Linked DNA regions of Homo sapiens: region 1 is linked to region 2. The links are chromatin loops, found by intact Hi-C in ENCODE. Cell type or tissue: B cell. All regions are shown on one strand. Links, peaks and the distances in the headings refer to the core of each region. The heading gives the core; the rest is flanking DNA.

Region 1 (11,757 bases), core at 3,758-11,757, 160 kb before region 2:
GTGGTGGGAGTGGCTGGCCTGAACAAGGGAAGCAGGAGGTGCATTGTCTATAGAGAATTTAAAATGAGAAGAAAACTAACTCAAGTTTAGCCCTCTTTTCATCACCACCACAAGCTCCGTTGTGAACAATGTCAGTCCTGAATGACGGCTCCCTGCCCAAATGGGCGGCTCTCGCAGCCCCTGCCCGGCCAGATGTGTCATGTCAGGTGACTGTGTGGTACCTTGGTGTGACTCTTGGCCTTTCTCCCGTCTGTAGAGGGGCCCTCTGGATCCAAGTGGCCATGGCTAGCTTCCTACAACCCAGCCTTCCTGACTTCTCCCAATTTCCCCTCAGCCTCCCGGCCTTGGGCTCGCTCTCCAACGTGAAGTTCTTGCCTCTGCCTTGAATCAGGACTCTGTGGCCTCACCACCACCTGCTGGCAAGCTCCTACCCTTGCCTCAGGACCCGGCCTGGCCTCTCCCCTTCGGTGAAGCCCTTAGCGTCTCGGTCAGTTGGGGCTGCAATAACAAATTACCATAGACTGAGAGGCTTCAAGATAAACACTGATGCTCACAGTTCTGGAGGCTGGAAGTCTCAGGTCAGGGGCCACATGGTCAGGCTCTGGCGACGGCCCTCTGTCAGCTTCTCATGTGTCCTCACATGGTGGAAAGAGGGCAAGAGAGCTCTCGGAGGTCACTTTTATAACGACTCCAATGTCATTTATGGGGGCTCCACCCTCATGCCTCAATTACCTCCCAAAGACCCACCTCCCAGTACAAAGCCATTACACTGCAGGGTTAAGACTTCAACATGAGACTCTGGGGGGCACAAACATTCGGTCCATAATTGCCCATCCACATGGAACGCCCCATCTGTTCATCCACTGCGCCTGCTGCACACCTTAGGGTTGCACTTTAGTATTGCGTTATAATTTTTTATCATTAAGTAGAGCCAGACTACTTGGGTACACACCCCAGATCTGGCCCTTGAGAGCTGTGTGAACTTAGGCCAATCACTTAACCTCTCTGTCCTCATATATAAAATGGGGTAAAACCTCAGTTTCCTCATATATAAAATGGGGTAATAGTACCTCCTCCACGGGGCTGCTGGGAAGATGAAATGAATTAATATCATACAGTAGCCTCTCTTGTCCATGGCTTCATTTTCCACAGTGTCAGTTAGCAGTCATCAATGATGGTTCGAAAATATGAAATGGAAATTTTCAGAAATAAGCAATTCCTAAGTTTTTCATTGCTGCCATTCTGAGCAGCATATTAGACTCTTGTTCTGTCCACTCCCTCCATTTGTCTCATCATGCCTGCATTTCACCATCTCGCTCATCGCAGGAAGGGTGAGTGCAGTACAATCAGATATTCTGAGAAAGAAAGAGGCCACATTCACATAACTGTATTACAGTATATCGTTAGAATTGTTCTATTTTGTTATTAGTTGTTAATCTCTTTCTCTGCCTAATTTATAAATTGAACTTTATCCTAGGTATGTACATTTAGGAAAAAGCAGTATTGTAGGATTTGGTACTACCTCAGTTTCAGGCATCCAGTGGGGGTCTTGGAACTTTTCTCCCATGGATAAGGGGGTGACCGTACATGGGGCTAGAATAATACCAGGAACAGTGCATGGCACGCTGAGCTCCATGGAAGGTGCTAATATTAATATTGGGGGCGATGCTGTGTCTGTCTTCCCTTGAGGGCAGGCCTGGGCTTTGCTCACTTTCCTGTACCCGGGGCCCATCACAGAGCCTGGGCAAGGGAGGTGCTTCATTGTTGTTTTCTGAGTTAATATGTTGTTTTCTGACTAAGTGATAAGAAACAGATGTTGCAGCGAGTCTGCTATGCCCTGGGGCGCCCCTTGGGACACTAGGGTTGGCTGCCACCCCGGCCCCCACCTGATCTCTGCTGGTGCCCCCAGTGTCAGGGGCCGCATCTGACGGGGAGGCTGCATTCCGACCTCTGCTTGGGGGCCACAGGCTGACATCCCCTCTGCTCCCACCGGTCCCTCACTGGCCCCCAATCGCTCCTGACCTCCAGTCCTGACCCCGCTCACCCACCACCCTGCCCACCTCCTGGGCCTGCGCTTCCTCCCACAGCCCTTCCTGGAGGGCAGGGAGGAGGAAACGCTCTTCTCAGGGATGAGGGTCCACTGGGAAGGGGGTCCCCTGGGTTCAAAAGACCTTTGTTGTCCCCACGACAGCTTTGGTGCTTCACTAAGTGTCCTGGGGCTGCAAAAAGCATAGAATTGAAAAGCTCCTAGATGAGGGTTCCCTGGAAAAACAGAACCAATAGAAAGTGTGTATCTGTATTCACAGAAATATAGTTATTCTAGGGAATTGGCTGTCGCAATTGTGGAGGCTGGCAAATCCACAGGCCTGATGTCCCAGTTAGAGTCCACAGATGGAAAGTTATTGGAGAACCAGGAAAAGCTGATGTTCCCATTCAAATGACAGCAGTCAGGTAGGAGAGGCACCCTCTTCCTCAGCCTTTTTATTCTATCTGGGCTCTCAGTTGATTGCAACCCCCTCACCTCACATTAGGGAGGGCCATCTGCTTTACTCTCTCTATTGGTTTAAATGTAAATCTCACGCAAAAACAACCTCACAGAAACACCTGGAATCATGTCTGCCTAAACATCTGGGCACCCTGTGGCCCAGTCAAGTTGACACATAAGATTGGCCATCACAGCTCCTCCCAGGTGGGTGCCAGGGAGTGATGAGGAAAGGAAGGGCCCGTGCCAATGAGAGAGACCAATAAGTGGCATTGATTTTCTGGCTCAGATCCTTAGTTGTGCCACTGCCCCCTATACAACCCTGGGCAAGCCAACTTGTCTCTTTGTGCCTGTGTCTCCATCTAGGCAGTGGGGCCAGGCCAGTGCCCACCTTGGAGGCAGCACATGCAAAGGGCCCTGAGCTGTCCCTGGCACCCTGGGTGGTGTCATTGGTAGTTTTATAGTGTGGTTGGGACCCTGGCCAGAGAAGCTGGAGAAATTTGGGGCAAGGAGAATGAGGAGTGAGCCAGGAAGGCTCCCAATTAAACTAAAAAATCACTGCCGTGGCTTTGCATCTTATTTTCTTTTATTGCATTTTAGCTTTTGGATTTAGGGCCTTTTGAAGGTGAATTTCATCAGACTGAAGAACTGTGTGAAAACCTGCTTTTTCTGGACTAAATACACACAGGCGGGTCAGATACCCAGGACGCCCAGAGCCCTCCCTCTACAAGGCATGGGCGTTCCTCCTGCCCTCCACCTTCCAGATGCCAGGGTCTTCAGGGTCCTGCATTCATGCAGGGACGCTGAGTCCAATTCAACTACCTGCTCTCTAATCCCAGCTCTTTCTAGCGGGGCATTTTAGGTGATTCATGCTGCAGCCTGCACGAATCAAAGCTAAAAATAGGCACATTTTCATGGCAAGAGAAAACAGAGTCCTTAGAAAACACGACTCCCGGAAAAACCAAATCAGTAATCCAGACTCGGCGGCCCTGGGCGGATGACCAGTCATGGGTTCAATTTGTATTTCCTGAGCACCTACTGTATACAGGGTGCTGGGGGTGGGGCCCTTTTCTCTCTTCTCATGGATCAGAAGGAAGGAATTTCCCCTCCTTTGTCACCCCAGGAGAGGAGCGCCTTCTCATCTGAAGTTTGAACTTGACATTCACGGTCCATCGTTCACCTGTGGGCACAGTGCTCCTGCCCCTCCCACTCCTGGCTCCATGCTCACGATCCTGGAGGCATCCTCCTGGAGGATGCTCATTCCACAGATGTGCCCAGATAATGTAAGATGCATAGACTTCGTTGGCCTAAAGAAAATGTCTTCCAATTAAGCTGTCTTCCTGCTAGCATTGTCTCTTCAGAGACACCCCATGGGGTCTGGGGGGCAGAGAGCTGGGGACGGCATTGGTGTAGGGCAGGGGTAACTGGCTGGGGTGGAAAGCCTGCTCCCCCAGTCCTCAGATGTGTGAATGGCAGCAGGGTCACCTAAGCTCCTTGAGTCTGCCTTCCCTCCTCTGTAAAATGGGATAATAGTTGTGGAGCCCATGGGCTTGCAGTGAGGAGCCCGCAGATGTCAGATGCTGTGGCTGTCCTCGTCATCATCATTATTAGGACTGCTATTATGATGGCCCCACCAATGGCGGTCTGTGCATTAGCCATCTGAGGGGTGTCCAAAGGCCACGGACTATCCCCACATCTGCATACATCCTTGTGGTACTTTCTCTTTTTTAAGGTTCTTAAGAATGCATGCAATTTTTTTTTTTTTTTTGCAGGTGAATCTGGGATGGGACCTTATTACTCCCCTTACACCACCAGTAAAAATTGGCACACCTGATGAACTCATCGCTACCCACTGCTAGATGCCAGAGCAGGGGATGGAGGAATGAGCAAGTAGCACCTGGAGTCTGATGGGGGGCAGCAGGAAAGGTAGGGGTTGGGAATGCCGAAGAAGGAAGGGTCACCTTAAGGAAGCTGGTGCTGGGGGCAGACTTCACCAACAGGAGAATGGCTGAGGCATGGCCACAAGCCACCCTTTCTCTAGTGCAGTGCTTTTCTGACTCTCGAGCACATGCGTGGCTGCTGCAGGTTTGTTAGAACCCAGCTGGCTGGTCCCCACCCGAGAGCTTCTCATTTGGCAGATCTGGGATGGGGCCGAAGACTGCATGTCTGGCAAGTTCCCAAGCGATGCAAACATGGCTGCTCTCAAGAATGAGCTTTGAGAACCACTGTTTAAACCCATAATCTTCAAGTGTTTCAAAGCCAGGGATTGGTCAAATGAAATATTTTGGAGGCAAAAATAAAGCAATGAGGCCGGGAGTGGCGGCTCACACCTGTAATCCCAGCACTTTGGGAGGCCAAGGCGGGCGGATCACTTGGGGTCAGGAGTTCGGGACAAGCCCATGCAACATGGTGAAACCCCATCTCTACTAAAAATAGAAAAAGTAGCTGGGAGTGGTGGTGTGTGCCTGTAGTCCCAGCTACTTGGGAGGCTGAGGCAGGAGAATCGCTTGAACCCGGGAGGTGGAGGTTGCAGTGAGCTGAGATCGTGCCACTGCACTCCAGCCTGGGCGACAGAGCAAGACTCCGTCTCAAACAAACAAACAAAAACAAACCAAACAATAATAAAGCAACAAACAAGGTGATGGTACAGGGCTTGGCAGTGCCAGACACTTCCTAAGGCACAATTCCAAACCAAATGGAAATTCTGAAGTTCCCCCTTGGCTTTAGACCAGGCATCAGACAGCAGTGAGTCCAGGCCTTGTGTTGTGCATCTTAAAAGAACTGGTTCCAACCACATAGTATTCAGGATTGGGTGTCCCAGCAATCTGTGTTTCAGTGAACCCAGATGCTTCTGAGTGTGTGAAGGCTTGAGAGGCACTGGCATATATCACTTATAGTGGCTTCAGTTACCTGCTGATGCCCATACCTGCAGCTGTATCTCACCCTAGGTGGCAGCCTCAGGTCTCCTGAGCTCACAGCCAGCTCCACCTGCACCTGCCTTTCCCAGGCTACTGAGAACTTACATCTGAACATATAGCTGAGCTCAGATCCTTCTCCCCAGCCTCTCTTCTTCCTGGGCTCCCTAACCCGAGAAGAGCATGGTCATGTACTAATTGCTCACTATGTGCCTTGCACTGATAGGCGCTCCATATACATTAACTCCAAACCAAGGTAGATATTAGAATTCTCATTCTATAAATAAGGCTTTCAAGTCTCCAAGAAGTGAAGCACCTTGTCCAAGGTCACCTAGCCAGCAAAGATTTAAACCCAGGCCTGGGGCCTGCAGCACAGTCCTTTGACTCTACCACGCTACCTGGCATCATGCACCCAGCAGACCCAGCAGACAGAGCCAGAAACTCACTCACCATCCAGGACCTGGATTTATTGCATTTGATATTCACACCTTTTTACAGAGAGGATCTACAGATTTCATCAGCTGTGAACAACAACAAAAAGAGTACGTAGGAATTCCAAAATCCTGTAATAACAATGAAAATCACGGTAAGAGTAATATTTTGGAAGACTGTTCTCTGGTTCAAGGCCTTACACTAAGCGCCTTCCCGCCTGGCCGTGGGGAGGGACTTAGCATGTCCCAGGCAGCTCAACTTTGCAGAAAAGGAGCATCTCCCATCCCTTCCACAGGCAGCAGCTTTCTCCAGTCCATGCTTCAGAGACAGAGGCACCCTGCCGAAGTCCCTCCATTCCTGAGGGTGCAGTGACCCCATGTGGCCAATTCCAAATGTAGCCACTTGATGGACATTGGGCTGTGACTGCTATTTCTTCTTCATTTAAGCAATTCTCCAATTGCTGTCTTTTGCTGAAGTTTTGCTTTCATTCCACTGAGGAGGAGAGGCAACAGAGGCGGCTTGGAATGGGAAGGGCGGGGCTGAGCTTGCAGGGACAATGTCCACCTAGCCTGCTGGCCACAAGGACCCTCCAGCTCTGAAGGTGCGCTGAGAGCGACCCCTTCGGGCCACATTGGAGGGGCAGCAACAGGTGATCTGGATGGCTGGCCTGAAGCCTTCTAGGCCCCAACCAGGCTGCTGCATCGCAGAGAAAGGAGAGAGAGAGACAGATGAGACCAAGGAAACTCTGCACTGAGTCACCCCCAGACTCAGGAGGGGGAAATGGGGGGCTGTCATGTGAGAGCTGGGAGGGCCCATGGGGTTATCAAAGTCATGGCCACATTTTATAAAGACAGCGAGGGCCAGAGTGTGACAAGGTCTCTCCTTAAAGCCGCCCACTAATATGTGTGAGCCGGTGAGGAACTGCATGTGGCTGCTACCAACATATGCCGAGTCACAGGGGCTTCAGCTAGGTAGGGGTGTCTTTCTCTTATGTAATCTGAAATTTCTCAGAAGCAGGTGGTCCAGGGCTGCTAGGGAGGCCCCACGATGTCATGAGAGACCCCAACTCTGTCTTCTGCTTCACCAGTCCTAAAACATGGCATTTCTCCACAAGCCTACATCATGGTCACGACATCTGCTTCAGCTCCCCTCTCACTCCTGAGTCCCAGGCAGGGAAAAGAAAGAAGAGGGAAAGCTCAGAGGCTGACTGTCAGAAGCATAAGCTTCCCCTTCAATAGCATTTCCTGAGGTTTCACCCAATAACTTCCTTTTATCGTATTGGCCATTGGAACTGTAGTTTGTAAGCTGAGCGTATTCCTAGAAGGAAGGAGAGAATGAAGATATAGATTACTAGAGGCCTCACCCATCTCCACTCGGGATAATAACAGCTACCATTTCTTTGGAGCTTACTATGTTTACATGAATTTATCTATCCTCAGAATAACCCTGGCAGATGAGTTTGTTATCCCATTTCACAGGTGAGGAAAGTGAAGTTTAGTGAGCTTAGGTTAACTGAACCACACCTAGTGAGGGCTGGGGACAAAATCTGAAACTAGATATGACTCAAATCCTACAGTCTTCACCTTACAGCACCTAACAAAGGGGCAGAGACACAGGACTCAGGCTTCCAAAGCTATGTTACAAAGCCACTCTCCCTTGGCGTGGTAACCACTGATACTTCCCTGTAAATGGAGGAAGCAGCATGAAAACAGGCTTTTTGAGGAAGGAGCTGCGGCCGCTGTCACCATTGTTGGGAAGGACAGAGCACTATACTCGGTTTGTATCTAGTAAGCAAGTTTGCCCAAGAGTTCATTTCCCCAGACTCTTAATCCATTCTCTGACCTGCTGTCACTCTTACAGACTCCAGGAGAAACCTTCCACATATCTGTGAAACTAGGTGATTTTGGTTTCACCATGATCAGTAAAAGATAATCAGTTCATCCTCTTTTACTATTTATACAGCTGTGTCCAGGATTTTGTAAAAAATCTTTTAAATGTACAATAAAGGTAAATCCTTTGGCTTTGTGAAAAGGTCCTTGGCTTCATAAAAGGACTCATTCCAGGGCTCCTTTAAGTGAAGGTCTCCAATATCTTTAAATATAAAATATTTTAAAGTAATAGCCACTCAAGAAAGAGGCCTGAGCACAGAGAAACTTAAAGCTAGAGTGTGTGACACAGCGCCACCTGAAGATCAAGCGGAGATGAAGAAGGGTAGCTATGTAGGTCAGCGGGGAAATGGAGCTGGTTGACAACAGGATCTTCCAACTGGCCTCTTTGACAGAGGGACGTCCAACTCTGCCTAGGGCATGTGACAGTGGAGAGACATCTAGGGTGGTCCTGCTTCACAATGATATGGCCTATGGTTTGTCGTCTTGAAGCCATTCGTCCTGGGTTCTCAGCGAAGCCTTGTCAACGTCGCTGATGTATCCCAAATCTTTGGAAAGCAGGGAAATCCTGCTCGCAGCTCATACCCGGGCTCTCCAGTCCCCTGCAGTACTGGAGGATGTCCAGCAGGTGGCGCAAAAGACAAGGGCTCGCCTTACCCATCTCTTGTCCTTATGAAGGAAATTTGACCAAAATGACAGCCCCCTCCTTCCTTCCCCTCCCTCCTTTCCTTCCTTCCATCCTCTCCTTCTCTTCTGTCCCTCTCTTTCTTCTTTATTCATTGAATCATCAAGTATCCATGAAAGACTACAAGCAGAGCTCTGTGCAAGATAATGGGGGGATGAATTAGGACAGGGTCCTTTGCCTTTGAGGAACCTGGAGTATAATAAAAAAGTAAAATAATAAACAACCGAAATACAAGAGGTGGCACAGGCTTCTGAGGGAGCAGTGTCACTCTTGAGCTGTATCATCGCAGCCTGCAGGTTCTGGAGTCAGACCAACCTGTCTTGTCTGTCTTCTGGTCCCGATTCCACACTTGCTGCAACCTTGTGCAAGCGCCTTAATGCCTCAAAGCCTCCGTTTCCTTATCTGTAAAATGAGGATAACAATAGATTGTCCTATGACATGTTCATAAGGTTGGCATAAGGAGTTAACATACCTAAAACATTTAGCACATTTTTAAAAAAACCAAAACGTTATTTAAAACATATAACTCATTCGTTCTTGCATGCATTCATTTATTCTATAGGCATTTGCATGACAACCATGTGAAGAAGGCTGTCCTTGTTATTATAGGAGGTACAAAGTAAATAGAAGGAATACTTCTCAGTGTGGGGATTTGCAGTCAGGGTGAATATTTCTTCAACATCTTCTTGAACACTTTTCTCTGTGACAGTCAAAATCAGCCTGGACTGAAAAGAGAAGAAAGCAGCCTAGCTGTTAATCCCGCTGGGAGGACACACTCTGATAAAGCCAGCTGCAGCATCCGCCGAAAATGCCATTTCTCCCGGGGTCAACCTATAGCTGGAAAATGCCAGGATGATCTCCCTTGAGTGAGCACTGCTTCCTCACCAATCGTGCCCTAGAGCCGCTTTGCTGCACCCCTCTTTTGCTACGAATCCCCAAATGCTGAGCCCTCCTTGCTCTTGCTGGCACCCAAACAGTAGTCAATCCTGCTGTTCCTGAGACTGTCTTGGAAACAGCAGCCAGCACAGGATGGATCCCACTTCCTCAGACCCTCATCAGAGTCTCCAGGGAGAGCCCAGACCTTCTAGAAGGGGCTTCCCTCCCCCTCCCCCACCAAGTGTGCAGCACTCCCAGATTCTAAAGTCATGTCAGTCAGTGGCATTTTTCGGACCGAGGGGTGCATGGTGGTCTTCGGCAGATGGAAACTCACTTTTGCGAGCTCCCTGATAGCGGGGTGCAGGCCTCCACCTCCTCAGAGGCCCGCATGAGAAATCTTGGCAGGGAGGGAGGCAAGGGAGGAACGGGGCTCAGCTGGAATCCTGACTTCAGCAAAGGCGATGGAGGAAAGTTAAGGGCAGTGGCTGCAGTTATGTGAATCAGATGCAGCCCCAGCAGAGCTTCTGGTGCCCAGGCTGGAGCACCCCCAAGTGCCCCTTGAGCTATGAGCATCCAGCGAGACACTGGGCGTGCACAGCCTTATGGTGGGCTGTGGCATCGAACCACTGAATGAGAGAAGGTCTCTAGTAGAATCCGCCCTTCCTTCCTCCCCTCCCTCCTGCCTCCATCTTTCCCTTCCTTCTTCCCTCCCTCCTTCCTTCCACAAGCATCTTTGTGCAGGAACTGTGTTGAGTGTTGGGGGCACAGATGCCTCTGGCCAGTCCCCACATCCCCAGGCTTCTGAAGATTTCATCATGACACAGTGACAGTGGAGGGACAATCTCCCAGGTGGGGCGGCATCTGGGGGCAGGTGGCACCTGTGCACCCTTGAGCATGGGTTTGAGGGCACCCTACCGTTCCATTTTTGGGGTCTGGGCCAACATGCAGATCTGAGCCTCTGCAGGCCTGTGAGGCTGGTTCCGCTCAGCTGGCACCTTGGTTATCTGCTGAGCAGTAGCGACTGCTCTTTCAGGCCACAGTGTGTGCCACCAGGCCCATGTTAGGGATCTTAGGTCTCAGGGGTGTGTGGAATACCACGCCCCTCACTCTCCCTGGGTATGGAAGGGTGTGAGACACAGCACACTCTCCTCCCTAGCCAGACTGCAGGGATCTCCACCTCCTCCCCTAGAAATAAGGGTACTGTATGCATAGTGCTAGGAGTCAGAGCCCCCACCTCAGGACTGGGAGGAGGAAGAAAAAGGGCCCTGGGGCATGGAGAAATGTCTGACTCTCATCTCCCAACACACACACCCACCCTTCTCCTTCTCCCCAGCCCTAAGCCCTCCCTCCCCACAGGGAGTGTCAGCTGGGTGCAGGTGCTCGCTTCACGCATGCTGTGCTGAATCTTCTGGACGCTCCCACACTGCCTGGCCTGACTCCACCCTTCGGAGGCCATGCGCTCTGTGAAAGGGCATTGGCGGCAGTTGTGTGAATCAGAAGCAGTGGTCCTGCCTGAGACCGTGGTCCGGCCAGAGGCAGGGATCCAGGAGGCCTGGGGCCTAGCATAGGCCCAGGTTAGTCTGTGACCTTAGCAGTTCACTCCCTTACTTTGAGTTTGAGTGAGGGGTTGGGTCGCTGTGTCCCCAGGGAAAAATTTCCCTTTGGAAACCCAGACATTTCAACCTGCAGAGCTCAGAATTCAGGGCATGGGAAGCACAGATGCTCCAAGTTGGCTTCTGGGAGCTGGAGTCAGCACATCTTGGTTTCCAGACCTGAGGGCTTTCTACTGGGGACAAAGTGTCATGTAAAAGTGCTTGATCCCAAGTGCCTCCTGCATCCTGGAGGACAGCATCCCATTCTTGTCAGGTAGTGCCTGTGAGCTGGCACTAGGCCTTTAACAGCCATGCCAATTTCCTATAAGATCAGAAGCTCCTGTCTAGTTCAGTAGGTGACAGGCATCCACCATCACAGCCCATGCTGCGTCCTTCACAATGGAGGTGCTGTCCACTGCCGACAAAGCCAACACTCCATGAGCCCTGTCTTAGTGCTTCTGATGGAGGCCTTCTGGTTGGGAGAGAAATCTGTACTCAGAGTAGCAGTCTATTTAGATTTCAGAATGAGTCAGTGGCCCTTCGGCTTTCTATCAAGTTCAGTATTTGTCTCCATTACTGGCAGACTGGACACTTGGTGGAAGCAGTAGCTACATTATCTTTGGTAAGTAGAAGGCTGTGCCATTGGGCTCACTCATAGCCTCCATCCCTGCCACCATTGTGCCAGCACTGGGGGGCCAATGACACAGGCTGGCCCATGTTACCTGACTGAGTCATTTCGCCTACTTGGCTGCTAGGAGCGTCTTCTGTGGTGGATGCTCTCCAGTGAGCACTATCATGTAATAAGACTGTCATCACGCTCTCCGCCTGCCACTCCCATGTGCCTACCCGCATGCCTCTACCGGACCTCCCTGCCCCAGATCTTGCAGCC
Region 2 (10,545 bases), core at 58-8,057:
TTATGGGGAAAGCAGGGTCAGGGAAGGAAGAATCTACAAGAAGCCCTAATCTTCCCCCTTCCCCACCTTAAATAAAAGATAAATAGCACACATTGTACATGTTTGTAATAACTAACAATGGAAATGTTACTATTACCATCTCTTGATGCAAATCCTTCCTCCCCTGCATTTTGAAAAGGAAACTTGTAAATTCATTTTGCTCAGCTGCCAATACCATTCCCGCCAGCAGCTTTTCCCCATGTCTGAGTTGTCATCCAGAAGCACAGCGCCTTTCTTACTCTGCTGATGAGTTTGCCTCCCACCTGCCAGGCCCCACTTTTAATATGCGCATTCACTTACTAAAGTTTCTGAAAAGTCCCATGGTAAATAAGCCCACTTAACTCTGCTTAACCAGGCTTTTTCCAGACATTTTTTCATTCAGCAATATTTACCAAAGCCCTCCTCTGAGCCGGGGCTGTTCTAGGCCCTGGGGATATAGCAACACACATTCCCTGCTCTCACAGTGCTTCCTACTAACAGACATAGACGGGCCATAAACAAATCAAGTGATCAATGTATATGATCAAGCCAGGTGACAGGTGCAGTGGCTAATAAACAAGGGCATGGGCAGGATGTTGAGAAAAGGCAGGACAGATTGTGGGAGCAAGCCATGCAGACCCCTGGGCAAAGACTGTGGTCTGGGTCCCAGAATTCCAAAAGTGGCAAGAAGGCCAGTGTTCCTCATGCAGAGTGGGCAAGCAGGGACAGGGGTGGGTCAGATGAGGAGGCCTGTCAATGGCCCTTTACTGACAACCTCACCTCATACACATACCAGGGATCACATGTCCAGGGCTCAACTTTTAAAACACAGCCAGACTCTAAAGGAAACTTCACACACACACACACACACAAAAACCTGGTAATGTACAAGGAACTGGTAACCCCAGGAGGATGACAGGTGAGATGAGAACTAGACAGACCAGGGCTGCAGAAACGGGGACATTTCACCATCAACCCTGAGCACATTCTGAACTACAATGCATTACCCTATCAATAGAATCATTAAATTACAACTCCATAATGCAAAGTGTGGCATATGAATTTATACTATAAAGTTCTATTGCATGTCACTGAGACTTTCAAATTCATAGTAAAGGTTTCTCTCAATCTGCGTACAGAAATTTCCTTTGTCTTCTCTGTTGTCATCCTTACAATTTACCGCCTTGGAACGATTAACCACCCTTAGTTAGGAGAATGAAAACACTCTTAACTGTCCAGTGAGAAATACACCTGTAGTTAAGACAGGTTTTCATGAACAATAATAATAATATACAGTAAACACCTGTATGGGGTTCACTCTGTACCAAGCACAGGTCTCAGCAGGTACTAACTCACATAATCCCAGCCTCAGAGCATGCTCCTATTATTATATTTAAGGAAACGTTTCTAAGCACACATTTACATACTCCTAATCAAGAGTTTACAATCTGCACAGGCAAGAAAAAAGGCAGGAACAATACTGAATGGCATGCTCAAATAACTGATGAGCTCACATTCTCCTTCACGTACCTTCTGCAGCCTGGGGCTCACATTTCCTTGCTGTGTTTCCCCTGAACTGAGGTTCTTGGTTCCTCTTGTCACTGGATAGGAAAATTAAAAAAAAAAAAGCATTATTAAAAGTTACAAGATCAACTTACTTAATACAACTTGGTTTATACTTAGGAAGGAAATAGTGAACCATTTTGATGATTCAAATATATTTGGCAGAATGGGTCTCTTACAAAGGCAGGTTATATTTGGATTTCTTGGTAAATGAATATTCTAAATGTACCAAAACCACTAGCTGTTTAAAAGACTCTTCCATGTAACTTAGTGTGAAAAATGAAACATTTTTTGTAGCAAAAATAATCAAATCCAATTATGCCTGTTTCGTATGTTTGAAATAGTTATAGGATTCCTATACAAGATGATCAATTCTTCCAATGCAAAATGTTCTCTGGATTTTCGTACTCCTTACACCTTTAGCACCTGGAAAATTTTAGCCAAATGCCATATCATAAAAAACCAGAAACAAGCCAAAGTCATGGAATTAGATCATGGATTTAGGAGATCTACCAAAATAAACATACAACTCATTTAACATACAATAAAGCCCAAGCTGACTGGGACACATGCAGCACGGTCTCTCTCTGCCTCCCTTTACTCTAAGAACTCAATGCTAAAATTAAAAGCAATTTCCTATTATGTTGATTGAAAGATTAAGCTTTATATACAGTCATTCATCACTTAACAATAGGGATACCTTCTGAGAAATGTATCGTTAGGCGATGTTCTTCTGCAAACATCAGAGCGTTCTTACATAAACCTAGATAGTACAGCTAACCACACACCTAGGCTATATGGTACAGCTGACCACACACCTAGGCTATATGGAATCATCTATTGCTCCCGGGCTACTAACTTGTACTGCTGTTACTGTACTGAATACTGTAAGCATCTGTAATACAATGGTAAGTATTTGTGTATCTAAAATTAGAAAAGGTAGAGTAAAAATAAGGTAGTATAGTCTTATGGGACCACTGTTGTATATGTGGTCCATCATTGTTAGAAACATCATGTACGGCATTTGATGGTCCTCACATCCAGGTTATCCAGAAGTGTATGAAAAGAAAATGAACTCCTGGGTTTCTGCAATCTCTAAGGTCCTGCAACCACCTCTCTCCCCTGTTTCTATTCCTGGCTCTCTCTCACCTTTTTATTGTATGAACTCCTCAAACACTGAAAAATGATCCGAATATAACTGCAAGTTGCCTGTGATGTTTACAAATTCTTTCCTTTCTTTGTTCAGTTTTGCAAACACTCCAATTTTCATTTCAGCGAAGAAGAGAATTTTCTGCTCAGGTATTTCTTTGAGATTCTATTCTTCAGGGTCAAGAGCAATTCTGAATTCTGAATTCCAATTCTGAGCCAAGATGGACTAAGCTCTTAATTATAATGGGGAGGGAAGGGAAAAGACCACTTCTCTCTTTGTGTCTTTTCATTTTAACCCAGTCACTGAAAAGAGTGAAGGAGGAGGTGGTTGGTTATCAGAGAGCCAGAGCTAAACTGAGCTGCCTAATTTTAACAGCGTCTGAGACATTTCTCACTCTGGCACTCTAAGCAATGCAATAACCCAACTCCTCATGGCCCAAAGCCCCAGACTCTGGTTTTCAGACAAAACAACAACAACAACAACAACAACAAAAACCCACCGTTATGACAGTCCTGCCGCTGAGCTAACCAGAACCTGGCTGCACTACTTTCCATTCACTGCCCAACCCTTTCCTGCCTTGCAGACTTGGAAAGCAAAAATGACATTTTGGAAAACCTGGTTCACCTTCCCAGCCAGAAGTGCAGAACTGCATGCCTCAACCTCCAACTTCGGACAGGCCTCCTGACAGCGAAGATCAGAGGCTCAGGGCACCCCGGGGCCCCTCAGGCAGGGAACGTGCATTCCCACCCCTGACTCCCCTCGCACCGAAGCTGCACATGCTCCTTCTTCCCTGCCTTCCTCTGCATGCTCCTTGGACCCAAGCTGAACCCTTTCTTCCTCTCTCCATCTACAATTACAAACGCAAATTCTCAGCCAAGGATGAAAGAAGTAAATTGTAGGCTCGCACAATATCAATAATTCCGCGGGTCACAGCATCCCGCACAAGGACGCCTTCTTATTGCATAATTAACGCGAGGAAGGCTCTTCCCGCTACTCCCGCGAACTAGGGAGGTCTTCAAGTCGCCAAAACACACCGGGATGTGGCTCGCCAGGACAAAACCCGCGGGTTCCCCGGTTTTTCCGTGCGCCCCGCGGCGGGGAGAGGGGCCCAGGCGCTGAAACCCACCCGCCTGCGCGTCCCCGAGCTCACCCTACTGGAGCGGCGCTCGTCCGGGTCCTTAGGCTCCTCCCCTGGCCCTGGGGGCGCCGCGCGGGTCGGGCTTCGCCGGGCCTGTGGGCGAAGCGCGCGGGGTCCTGGGAGCTCGGGAGGCCCGCCCCACCTTGCCCCGAGGCCTCCGCGCCGCGGCCCGTCGGGTCCCGGGATGTGGCGGCGGCGGCAGCGGAAGTAAGGAAGACGCCCGGCGCGCTAGACCGGCTTTGGGGGCCAGAACGCCGGCACCGCCTCACGCGGCCCCCTCGCGCCTATCCGGCCGTGCGCGCCGCCTGCCCGCGCGCGTCCCCGCCGCCGTCCCCGGCCGTGCGCGTTCCAGCGGGTCGCGGGGAGTGGGGAGGGGCGCGGCCGCGGGACCCCAGGCCCGGATCCCGAGTCTCCCTTTCTGCCGCTGCAAAAGCGTTCTTTCTGACCGAGACCTGCGGCCGGAACAAGTCCCGCTGGGCCTCCATCCAGAAAACAGGTTCGCTTTTTGAGAAAGAAAAAAAATCCCAAACTTGGAAAAAGGCAAAAAACCAAACCAAAACAACAACAAAGTCACACACACACACAAAACCACCTTGGAAAAATACAAAAAATAGATAAGTAAATTTCTTAAATCCCCAACTTGGAAAAAGGCCACTTGCTTGCGTTAAGGGTAACTTCTAGCATTTTCTAATAAGCCTACTTAGTAAAAGGGGGACGTTCTATTCTTTAAAGAACCCCCTTGGCTGTCCGGGTTGGGGATGTAACTGTTGTCTAGGTACAGTGGATTAACGAAGGACAATGATAACGGCCTGACCAGTTTACAGACCTGAAGAATTGTAACTTCTTAACCTGCAGAAATGGATAAGGCCTGAGTCAACCTCAAAGGTATTGGGATTTTATTGCCCCAAAGAAGATAAACTAGTTTTATTTTTATACAACCTACATGTTTGTTAACTACCCGACTATATCTGTGTCTATTTAGCAAACAAGTAAAATAGATACGTGTATGTATACACACACACACACACACACACACAATTTTTCAAAGCTTTCAAGGAACAAGCGTTTTTGTTTTTGTTTTTTTTCTTTTTTATTGGTTCCCTCCTTAATGAGTTAATAATATTGAGGGAGCTGGCTGTTTGAGTATTTCACTTCTAGCCCCATTACTAATCATGGTTTAAAGGTTCTGTCCCTCATGCAGAAGACGTTTACTGAGCCCTTTTTTGGGGCCCTGTGGTTGAGATGAGACATTGGGTTTCCCTTTGAGGATTTGAATCGATACACGTGCACGGCAGAAAAGAAGTAAGTAAATGTGAAGCTTGGATGTGATGCAGCATATTATGCAGGATTTAAGGATCAAGGCTCTGGGAATCAGACCACGTGGATTCAGAGCCTTAGTCACTGCATATGACTGTTGACCTTGTCACACTCTCATCTCTCTGTGTCCCAGTCTTCTCATCTACAGAATGTGGTACTAGGCCGGGCGTGGTGGCTCACGCCTGTAATCCCAACATTTTGAGAGGCGGAGGTAGGTGGATCACCTGAGGTCGGGAGTTCGAGACCAGCATGACCAACATGGAGAAACCCTGTCTCTAATAAAACTACAAAAAAAATTAGCCAGGAGTGGGGGCACGTGCCTGTAATCCCAGCTGCTCGGGAGACTGAGGCAGGAGAATTGCTTGAACCCAGGAGGCGGAGGTTGCGGTGAGTCGAGATCTCGCCACTGCACTCCAGCCTGGGCAACAAGAGTGAAACTCCTTCAAAAAAAAAAAAAAAAGTGTGGTACTAAAGAATATTGTAGAGGATGCATTTAAAATACAAAGCACAGTCATCCCGCAGTAGTAAACACTGCAACAAACACACACTATTGTCACTGTTATTACTGCATTCCCAAGATACTGTTCAAAACTTTAAAAGATGGAGTTTGTTCTAGAGGCTTACACATTGACAACTAAGGTAACTGAGGTTTTTTGGTTTTTTTTGTTGGAGTTTTTCAAAATAGTTCCTCTTTTTTTCCTATAAATGAATGTCTAGGAAAATATTAGTATTTAGTCTTTTTTTTTTTTTTGAGACGGAATCTCGCTCTGTCGCCCAGGTTGGAGTGCAGTGGTGCCATCCCAGCTCACTGCAACCTCTGCCTCCTGGGTTCAAGTGATTCTCCTGTCTCAGTCTCTCAAGTAGCTGGAATTACAGGTGCGTGCCACCACACCCGGCTAATTTTTGTATTTTTAGTAGAGACGGGGTTTCACCATGTTAGCCAGGCTGGTCTCAAACTCCTGACCTCAAGTTATCCACCCGCCTCAGCCTCCCAAAGTGCTGGGATTACACGTGTGAGCCAAATATTTAGTCTTTGTAGCAGGAGGATTGTTTCTAAAATAGCAGTTCGCAAAGAGTGATCTCCAAAAAGTGGATCTTTAGGAGTCTCCAAGATCCTTTCAGAGGATCTGCAATGACAAAACTGTTTTCATAGTTGAACTGGGACATTATTTGTCCTCTTTACAATGTAGACATTTGCTCTGATTGTGCAAAAGTAAGCACAAATCCCAGCAGTGGGACAACACCAAATCAGTAGTAACTGCATCCTTCACCACCATGCACTTGCAGTAAAAACAAACACAAAGTGTCACTGAAGAATGTCCCCCGTGAAGCAGTCATGTCCCTCATGACAGGGTGGGAAATGCACAGAAACAATCCTGCTGCATCCCAAGGATGATGGTTGCTGAAGGCCGTGCCATTGTGCAATGGCCTGCAATGCACAAGCTGCAGCTCTTTTTTATGGAACGCCAGTTTTACTTGAAAGCAGAACTGACAGACAAACTGCAGTTACCCAGATTTGGGCATTTGGCAGACATTTCCTCCAAAATGAATGACATGGGCCTGTCACTTCAAGAAAAACAAATGATAGTGTTTGTTGTCTGTGATAACATTCAAGCTTTCAAGTGAAAAATCAGACTTTTGCAAAACCTGTATCCATCACTGTAAGTTTGACAGCTTCCCAATATTTAAAGATTTTTCTGATGAGATCAGAAGTAGTACTAACAACTAGTTGTAAAAAAATATTGTATAGTGATCAACCAGTTGTAGTGTAATAAGAAATATGTATTTGGCCTTTGACCCTGGTTCCTGACTGATACAGTTTGGCTGTGTCCCCACCTAAATCTCAGTTGTAGTTTCTGTCATCCCCACGTGTCATGGGAGGGACCCTGTGGGAGGTAATTGGATCCTGGGGGCAGTTACCCCCATGCTGCTGTTCTCCTGATAGTGAGTGAGTTCTCATAAGATCTGATAGTTTTATAAAGGGCTTCCCCCTTCACTCAGCACTCATTCTCTCTACTGCCGCCCTGTGAAGAGGTGCCTTCCACAATGATTGTAAGTTTCCTGAGGCCTCCCCAGCCATGTAGAACTGTGAGTCAATTAAACCTCTTTTCTTTATGAATTACCCAGTCTTGGGCATTTTTTCATAGCAGTGTGAGAATGGACTAATACACTGACATAAAGCACTTAAATCCCTTGGAGTTTCCTGGGTGATAGGAGTATCTTTTGTTCTAATGAAGCAACTCTTGCTGGGCCCCTAAATATTTTCAGATGGAGACTGGTCACTGGAAAAACCAGGCCTCGTATGGAAGCCTCCAATTTTTTGCCCTATACCCAGTCCTCTGGAGAGATGAGAGGGGCTGGAGATTAAGTTAATAATGGATCATGTCTGCATGATAAAGCCTCCATGGAAACCTCTAGACCACAGAGTTCAGAGAGTTTCCAGGTTGGTGAACACATTCAGGTCCTGGGAGAGTGGTGTGCCCAGTGAGAGCAGGGAAGCTCTGCACCCTTTCCACTTACCTTGCCCCATGCATCTCTGCCATCTGACTGTTCCTGAGTTGTATCCTTTATAACAGGACATAAACTGGACATAGTAGGACATAAACTGTCTTCCCAAATTCTGTGAGCTATTCTATCAGATCACCAAACAGGAGGGAGGGAGTCATGGAACCCCTGATTTATAGCCAAGCTGGAAAGAAGTGGGATAATCTGGGGACCCAATTCTTGCAACTGGCATCTGAAGTGAGGGAAGTCTTGTGAGACTGAGCCCTGAACCTGTGGAGTCTGACTGTAACTCCAGGTAGTTAGTGTCAGGATTAAGTTGAATTGTAGGACAGCCAACTGGTGTGTGGAGAATCAGATAAATGGTTGTTGGTGTTGGAAAACATGCCAAAGTGATGAGTTTTAATGTCACCAAATATAAAATATTTATTGATAGGGTTTTGGATTCCACATTGTACTAACCTTTAGACGGCTACCACTTGTTGGGTTTAGGTGTGGAAACTCAAAATACCCCCAAATTATCTGAAAAGATTTAAATATTTCTTCCTTTTTCTACTTATCTGTGTGAGGAAGGAGTTTCTTCATATTCTTTGACCAATATATTGCAACAGATTGAGTGCGAAGAGAAGTATATGATTCCAGCTGTCTTCTATTAAGCCAGACATTAAAGAGATTTGCAAAAGGGTAAACAATGCCATATTTTTGTTTTGAAAAACATAGCTGTTTTTCCTTAAAGTATGCTATTTAAAGTAACATATAATGGGAATATTCATTTTCTAAAATGGATTACTAAAGGTTTTTAATTTCTCATGTTATAAGTATAGATGGATATCATCCAGATTAACAAAAGCTCTTTGGGTTCCTTGATAATTTTTAAGAGTGTAAATGGGTTCTCAGGAAAAAATGATTGAGAACTTCTGTTCTCAAAGAAACCCAAATTCTTAATAGTAAAAGGAAAATATACCAGGTTCTTTAACAACCCGCTACTCCCACCCCACCCACTATGAAGTGAATATTTCTGTTTTGAACCAAACCAAGGCCCTTCCTGAAAGTGGAATAATAGAACAGATGCATCTAGAAAAACCAATATATCTCTTACAGGGATGGGGTCATGTGGAGAACCATCTCCTACACAGGTAGGGATTTGCCAGTTCCCCTCAGCATTCTAAGACAATTTGATAAATTTCTCCCCTATTCTTCATTTTGGGTTCAACCTGTATGAACTCAGGGTCCTTTAGTGCTAGGTGCTAGAATCTGACTTTGTTTTCCCTCCGGCCTCTTCCCCAGCTCCTAGCTGTGCTACAGAGAAGCTCCTGCAGTTTCCATGTCAGCCACAGGAGGGGACAATTCCTAGAATCCTGGCCCTCCTAGTCCTGAACTCTCCTCTCAGTATACACAGTGGCTACCAGTCACTCAGGCTTTCTTGGGGTTCCTTTAAGAAGTGGGTTTGGAAATGACTTCTTGGCCACTCTTGGCAGTAAATGTAATAGAAAATTGCAGAGAGTACATATCTCGGTTCCTTTCTCTGAGCACACTGAAAATTTCCATTTGGCTCACTTGGTGGGTATATGAGAAGCTTACCAGAGTTGAAATGAGACTCTGTCCAGGGTAAAGTTGTAGAACTGTAGGGACCGCAGCCAGGCATCTCTGTGTTGTACCATAACTGAGAAATGTTCAGCCAGAGGGCCCTTTTCAGTAGACGTAGAGTTGGAGGCAGGGATTACAAACCTACAGAAGTTGATTTCCCTTTCCTATTTATAGATGGCAATGCAGTTCAAAGACTTTTTGTTTTTAAGTAGGAGATGGCTGAATGAAACAAGCTGGATTCCATACTCTAGCCCTTGGAAACCTTTGGTGTGTTTATTACAGTCTTAATGGGGAGCTGTTTTGCCTTGTTAAGAACTTCTAAATTATCCAAAACATAATAGGGCTGCACATTTGAAAAAATTAGACAAGAGGAATTATTTCATATTTTAAGCCCAAGAGACATCTTCAATACCTACGTTTAATTTTTATTTTCACTAGAGATGATGTTTTGCTATGCTGCCTGGGCTGACCTTGAACTCCTGGCCTCCAACCATCCTCCTGCCTCGGCCTCCCAAAGTGCTGAGATTACAGGAGTGAGCCACCATGCCCTGCCAAGCCCTACATTTTGAATTCCTGAAAATATATTTTAACACTTACCAAAATAAGAAAATTTTAAAAAGTGCTGAATTCTTGAGGTGAGATCACAGACACCTCCCACTGTCAAGTTAGACTACATTCCCAGTGGAATTGGCTAAGGATACAAAATTATGCTGTAAGTAAGGTGACTCCACAGAGTTTGTTTGGGCTGCATGACTGGGTTCTGGCCAGTGAGATGTGCATAGATGTGATCTAAGCCACCCCTAGGGCTCACCCTTAAGAACATACCTATGATCCTGAAGTTTTCTTCCTCTGATATGTGCCATGTGTTCTAGAAGGTGGACGCACAAGATGAAAGCAGCTGTGATCCCTACATCACCATCTGGAGGAAAGTTGCATTATCCTCATGGAATGTGATGAGCAAGTAGTTGATACCTATTGTTTTAAGCCAAGGATAATTCAGGACATATGATTTACACAGCACAGCCTGCCCTAATACAGGATACCAGTTCAGTGATGAAAACACTGGACAGAAAGTCAGGAGGCTTGTGTTCTATGATGTTGAACTATAAGAATTTGTTGGTTTTTAACAGTTTTTGATGTTCAAGTGGCAGTTTCACATGATTCACCCCAGGAATTCATGTGACCCCTGGCCAGCTTGGTATGTGACATTGAATTAATCCATTACTCCCATCTGGATCTCATTTTTCTCATCTATAAAAATCAGATCTAA

Evidence for each region. A loop is a pair of places that touch in the nucleus more often than their neighbours do. Peaks named below come from ENCODE experiments on the same cell type or tissue, not always from the same donor. Only the 100,000 strongest peaks of a DNase experiment are listed, where the experiment ranks them.
Region 1: it touches region 2 in a loop (11-fold over the local background); 4 of 110 quality-filtered maps call a loop at or near these places.

What each region holds. Positions count from the first base shown.
Region 1 is chr2:100,254,702-100,266,458 of GRCh38, forward strand. No RefSeq gene overlaps it. Among named protein-coding and RNA genes, the nearest start is that of LINC01104, 52 kb to the left of the region's middle. RefSeq lists an enhancer at 306-805. In B cell, for the core only: CTCF peaks have their summits at 6,225 (motif pointing left), 6,427 (motif pointing left), 8,338 (motif pointing right) and 8,539; DNase peaks (open chromatin) are centred at 6,200 and 8,340.
Region 2 is chr2:100,413,493-100,424,037 of GRCh38, forward strand. It overlaps CHST10 (carbohydrate sulfotransferase 10), which reads right to left and starts at 4,176. Exons shown (of 7, transcript NM_004854.5): 1 at 3,882-4,176; 2 at 1,549-1,619. RefSeq lists silencers at 3,672-3,821, 3,832-4,281. In B cell, for the core only: no CTCF peak of the experiment used is centred there; a DNase peak (open chromatin) is centred at 4,029; H3K4me3 peaks cover 1,651 bases; H3K27ac peaks cover 791 bases.